Regions from separate parts of the Mus musculus genome. Here region 2 is linked to region 1. The links are chromatin loops, found by intact Hi-C in ENCODE. Cell type or tissue: left cerebral cortex. All regions are shown on one strand. Links, peaks and the distances in the headings refer to the core of each region. The heading gives the core; the rest is flanking DNA. Region 1 overlaps Csf2ra (colony stimulating factor 2 receptor, alpha, low-affinity (granulocyte-macrophage)). Region 2 overlaps Prdx3 (peroxiredoxin 3).

The links. Peaks named below come from ENCODE experiments on the same cell type or tissue, not always from the same donor. Only the 100,000 strongest peaks of a DNase experiment are listed, where the experiment ranks them.
Region 2: a loop joins it to region 1, with 2.2 times the contacts of the local background. A loop is called at or near these places in 2 of 42 quality-filtered maps.

What each region holds. Positions count from the first base shown.
Region 1 is chr19:61,222,423-61,225,271 of GRCm38, reverse strand. It overlaps Csf2ra (colony stimulating factor 2 receptor, alpha, low-affinity (granulocyte-macrophage)), which reads left to right. Exons shown (of 12, transcript NM_009970.2): 11 at 58-139; 12 at 239-870. The coding sequence ends at 268. Among named protein-coding and RNA genes, the nearest start is that of Csf2ra, 4.6 kb to the left of the region's middle. In left cerebral cortex, for the core only: no CTCF peak of the experiment used is centred there; DNase peaks (open chromatin) are centred at 359, 435 and 1,122; H3K4me3 peaks cover 97 bases.
Region 2 is chr19:60,868,963-60,871,880 of GRCm38, reverse strand. Prdx3 (peroxiredoxin 3) reads left to right here. Exons shown (of 7, transcript NM_007452.2): 3 at 320-461; 4 at 1,742-1,877. Among named protein-coding and RNA genes, the nearest start is that of Prdx3, 4.1 kb to the left of the region's middle. In left cerebral cortex, for the core only: a CTCF peak has its summit at 1,204 (motif pointing left); no DNase peak of the experiment used is centred there.

The DNA of each region.
Region 1 (2,849 bases), core at 1-2,500:
AGGCAGGGGGATGGCCACTGTGAACTCTGCCCTGCCCTGCCCTGCCCTCTCCCTCAGGTTCGAGGTGACGCGCCGACTCTTCCCGCCCATCCCAGGGATCAGGGACAAGGTGTCCGACGACGTGCGAGTGAACCCTGAGGTCAAAAGTCACAAGCGCTCGTGGTGGGGGTGGGGCGCGAGGCTTGTCCCCTGTAACCCAAGGCGTGACCTCTGACCCCCGTCCACCCCCCCCCCCCAGACCCTCAGGAAGGACCTCCTGCAGCCCTAGACGTCCCGCCCCCAACGTGACTGACAGGAAGGACTTAAACTTCATGACATCAACTGATGTCATGAAGCGATGCTGATAGACGTCATCGTGACCGCTCCCCACCCCCACGTCTGGTGTGACTGGACCCCTGTTGCCCTGTTCATCAATCACCAAAGTGGGCGTGTCCAGTCTCATCCTGTCAATCACCCTGGAAGGGCATGTTTAACGACATTGATGTCACCGTGATATCACAGTCCAACCAAATCCTCCTCTATAGCCCCGCCCACCCCGACAGGAAGCACAGGTGACTGGGAAGCCTGCCACTGTCAATCAAGGCCGCCCATCCCAAAAAAATCAGTACTCGTGGCCATCCTCCTGCCTCAGTTCCAGGGATGGCAGGGACAGCGTGCATATCCCCACCGTAATAGTTTGCTCAGTTCTTAACAAACCCTAACCCTTAATATTTTACCTTAACAGCCAGCACACACACACACACACACACACACACACACACACACACAGACACAAACTGTCATAAAATCCAACGTGCCTTCATGATCAAAGTTCGATAGTCAGTAGTACTAGAAGAATCATATGTCTGTAAAATAAAAGCCAGAACATTTTCTGCTTTTGTTTTCTTTTGCCCCAGATAGGGTTTCTCTTGGTGTAGCCCCGGCATCCCTGCCTGGAACTTTCAGTGTAGGCCTGGGTAGCCTCAAACTCACAGAGGTCCTCTCTGCCTGCCTGCCTGCCTCTGCCACCCACACAGCCCGGCCGAAGCTAGGATCTTTTTTTCTTATTATTACTTATTTATTATTACTATTAGTTTTCAATGTAAATGTGTGTGTGTGTGTGCGTGCTCTATCTGCTGCCTTATATGACTGCATGCCAGAAGAGGGCACCAGAACCTAGGAGAAGCTACCATGCAGGTCCTGAGAATTAAAAAAAATAAAAGAAAAGAAAAAAGGAAATTCTAATTACATAGAAGGTAGATATCTGCCCAGCTGTCAGAGTGCTGTTTAAGGCTTACTGTAAATAATAAAAATTGTGTGTCTCTTATCCAAAAACAGAAGGGAGGTAGTGCACCTGCATGTCTGTTGTCTGCATGTCTACTTCCTTGTTCTGTCACTCGGTTGCACATTGACCTCACAAAGATGAAAGGCGACAGACATGTGGATGGCAGCCATCTTGTCCTCTGACTAATCTCCCTCATCAAGATGGAGGTGGCTGGCTGTCCTGAGACGTATTGTTCCAGGTCACTTCTGTTTCTCCCCCTTCTTTTCCAGCTACTAGTGGAACAGAACTTAACTGAATCAAAAAAAAAAAAAAAAAACCAAAAAACTGAGCACATAGACAGTACCATTTACCATAAATAAAACAAAAGCAAAATCCATCAAAGTCCATAGTTCTGAGAAGGTCCCTAAATATACTGAAAGACTCCGAGAGGAGCCCCTCGCTCAGTCCTTGGGACAATATCGGACACCCAAGAACTCACGAGAGACCAAGCTTGATGCAAACCACATGAGGCTTTATTTGGGGAAAGCCAGAGCTCTGGGGACGACTCATATCCCACGCAGGGGTAGAGGAGTCAACCTCAAGGGGAAAGAGGTCCCAGTTTTTATAGGCCCTCAGGGGGGAAAGGAGTAGGGGGTTGTAGGGGATTTCCAGATCTAAACAATGTCTATTCTCAAGAAATGGGTATGGGAGGGGTACAAGGAAAGAGTCTGGTGCAGGTGTAGCAACTCCGGATTGACCTGGCTGTGGTTGCTGGGGAGATTCTCTGACTCTTTCCCAGCAGCCAATATCACAAACACCTGGCAATGGGCTTCATCAGTGGGCACACACATGGGTTCAAGGAACGGTCAAAAACATTGGCAGACACACGGGTTCAAGGAGTGGCCAGAGCATTGTGCACCTCTATTTTTCTAAGTCAGTGAAGCTAGTTCTGCTAGCAATGAAATCTATCTTGCCAATTTCAGGGTTTCTGTGACCTTTTATATTCTGTCAGGATCTTTCAGTACTAACCAGGATTTTTGGCTATTGTACTTCTGCTTCTGGCTAACTGTTCTTACCATTTGAAGTATGTCAACCTAGAATATGGCTTTGGTATTTAAAACTCACCCTGAGGGCTAGAGAGATGGCTCAGCGGTTAAGAGCACTGACTGCTCTTCCAGACTTCCTGAGTTCAATTCCCAGCAACCACATGGTGGCTCACAACCATCTGTAATAAGATCTGATGCCCTCTTCTGGTGTGTCTGAAGACAGCTACAGTGTATTCACATAAATAAAATTAATAAATAAATCTTTTTAAAAAAACTCACCCTGAGAAAGGTTTGGTGCAACCCTGGGATCCCTAACACCAAGCACTACTGCCTGCTGGCTAATAGAGATATTCTATTGGTTTAAACCCATGTCCTAGGAGTCCTCTCTCATGGACATCCCCATAACACTGCTGCCTGTAATGCTGTGGATTTCTCCTGTTTTAGTTATTTAACTGGCAGAGAAAATGAATACAATCTAGACCCTAGACCCAAACCATAGTCTTTTGTACAAGGCTAAGTGCAAATGTTCATTTGAGGGGTGTATGTTCTCATGGGAAGCC
Region 2 (2,918 bases), core at 144-2,643, 350 kb after region 1:
GTCCTCCATCCTTCATATTCATGCTCACAAGTGTGTGCGCGCACGCGCGTATACACACACACACACACTCCTCCCTACCACTGAGTTGAGTTTGTGTATATACTTTGGAATTGTGCTGAAGGGCAAAATTACTTTACCTAAGATGTACAACTGAAGTGAACCATCTTATTGAGTTAAATTAATAAACAACTTATGTCACCAGTTATGGCAAATAGTAAGTTTACTTGATATGTTCCAACAAAAGGAGTTTAAATAAAATCATGCAGTACTCGATGTGGTGGATGACAAGCTACATTCAGGTGTGTGGTCTTTTTTTTAGGTTCCTCTTTCCACACCCCTGCTGTCACCCAGCACGCGCCCTATTTTAAAGGTACTGCTGTTGTCAATGGAGAGTTCAAAGAGCTGAGTCTCGACGACTTTAAGGGAAAATACTTGGTGCTTTTCTTCTACCCTTTGGATTTGTAAGTTTGATTTTATAATATTTTCATGTCCCTCTGAGAGCTGGTATTGATCTCTAACCCACGCTGAAATTCCTCTTTTAGTGGAGAGAAAGATTCTTTTTAATTTTTGTTCACTGTCCTTGGCCATCTGTACCTCATATAACCATAGTGGGAGGAAACATCCTTCCTTTTTTTTTTTTTCCCCCATTCGTTTGTTTGTTTGTTTGTTTGTTTGTTTTTGAGACAAGGTTTCTCTGTCTAGCCCTGGCTGTCCTGGAACTCACTCTGTAGACCAGGCTGGCCTCGAACTCAGAAATCCGCTTGCCTCTGCCTCCCAAGTGCTGGGATTAAAGGCATGTGCCAGCACTGCCCAGCCCTTTTAATGGAGGAGTTTTAGTATGGTTCTGTCAGTTTTTCTGGTTGTACTGGGGATCAAACCCTGGGCCCTGTGAATACTAGGCAAGCACTCTTACTGGATTATACTATCAGCCTTTAATACAGTTCTGTCTCACATACTTTTGATAAATGGTTCCCTAAGCCAGTCTAAACTTTACAACAGTCTGGGTAGAAGTAATATAGGAAATTATTATTATTATTATTATTATTATTATTATTATTATTATTATTATTATTATTATTTTGTGGCTGGAGAGAGACGATGGCTCAGAAATTAAAAGCACTGGCTGCTCTTCCAGAGGTCCTGAGTTCAATTTCCATAGTGGCTTACAACCATCTGTATCAGGATCTGATGCCCTCTTCTGGTGTATTTGAAGACAGCAACAGTGTAACTCATACATTAAAAAAATAAAATGAATTTTTCATAAAGTTACTTTATTTAAAAGTACAGGTTTTCTTTTAACTCTTTAAACATGCCTCACAATCCCATTCATTCATTCATTTGTTTACCTGAGGCAAGATTTTCTCTACAGATGTTTTGGAACTCACTGTAGACTAGGCTGGCCTTGAACTGAGAGAGATCAGCTTGTCTCTGCCTCCTCAGTGCTTGGATTAAAAGTAGACGCCACCATGCCCAAAACGAAGCTTGCTTTTTCCCTTTTTTTTTTTTGGGGGGGGGGGGTCATGGTCTCCATATGTAGACCGGGCTGGTCTGAACTCACAGAGATCCTCCTGCCTCTACCATCAGAGTTCTGGGATTAAAGGTTTATGCTATCACACCTAGCATACCCAGCCGATTTCATGTCTTTCACCCCTAAGCAAATCAATTTAGTTTTAGACTTCTAACTGTTGTAAGTTTTTGCTTTTTTATGATCTAATGAAACTTTCTCTTTTTTCCCCCCAAGCACATTTGTGTGTCCTACAGAAATTGTTGCTTTCAGTGACAAAGCCAATGAATTTCATGATGTAAACTGTGAAGTAGTTGCAGTTTCAGTGGATTCCCACTTCAGTCATCTTGCCTGGATCAACACACCAAGAAAGGTAGGTTGGGTGACAGTCACCTTTCCTTGGTCTTATTTTATTCTTTGGTGTCACTTCTACTTCACAAATAATACTGACCACACAATAAAAACATTGTATATATTTATGGGATACAATGTGATGTTTTGATACATGTGTGCATTGTCTATGGATCAAATCAAGCTATTCAGTACTCTTTCTTGAATCATTTTTTTGTGATGATGACATTCAAAATCCTTTTTAGCTTTGTGGGAGTGTCTCTTGCTCATTCCCCAGCAACTTCTGCCCCCCTGCACTAACAAGAGAGATTTAATACAAAGTCTAAAGGTTGTCAAAACATAAGACAGTCTGAAGGGAACATTTGTCTACCTGCCTTCCCTCCTTTCTTCCTTTCAAAAACAGAATCTCAAGTATTCCAGGCTCAAGGTTAGGGTGTATTAGCTCAGATGACTTCTGATCCTCCAGCCTCCACCTTCTAGAACCTGGCTTATGCCTTGCTGGGGATCAAATGCTGTACCTGTACCAGGTGAGCCATATCCTCCTGAAGTAGGTTCTTTGTAGATCCTCTCCTGTCAGCAGTTTGTAAGCTATGGTAGTAACAACTCCCTGGATGTTGTTTGTATCTTTACTGCTCATTCCATGCATATCTTCCAAGTAATGGAGACAGGCTTAGTGGGACAAGTGATGTGGCTGTCATCTTCTTTTACCTCCTCTTGGGCCTACACTTTGAACCCTTAATAGTTGGCTGTACTATTTTTGATGTCTACAAATCTGCTAGGGAAGAAAAAATTCAAAATTTCAGTAGGTATGTTTCAGGACTAACAATGGTGACTTGAATAATTTACTTTCTTCATTTTTATATTTGAGAATTTAGTTTTCATTTCAACAGTTGCTTTAACAATTGGAAAAGACGGCAGAGTATGCTCACAGCTTTTACCTAGCATGCAAGAAGCCTTGGGTTCAGTCTCCAGTACCGTATACACTGGATGGGTTAGCATAGCCTATGATCCCAGCATTCCAGAAGTTGCAGCAGGAAGATAGAAGTTCAAGATCATCATTGGC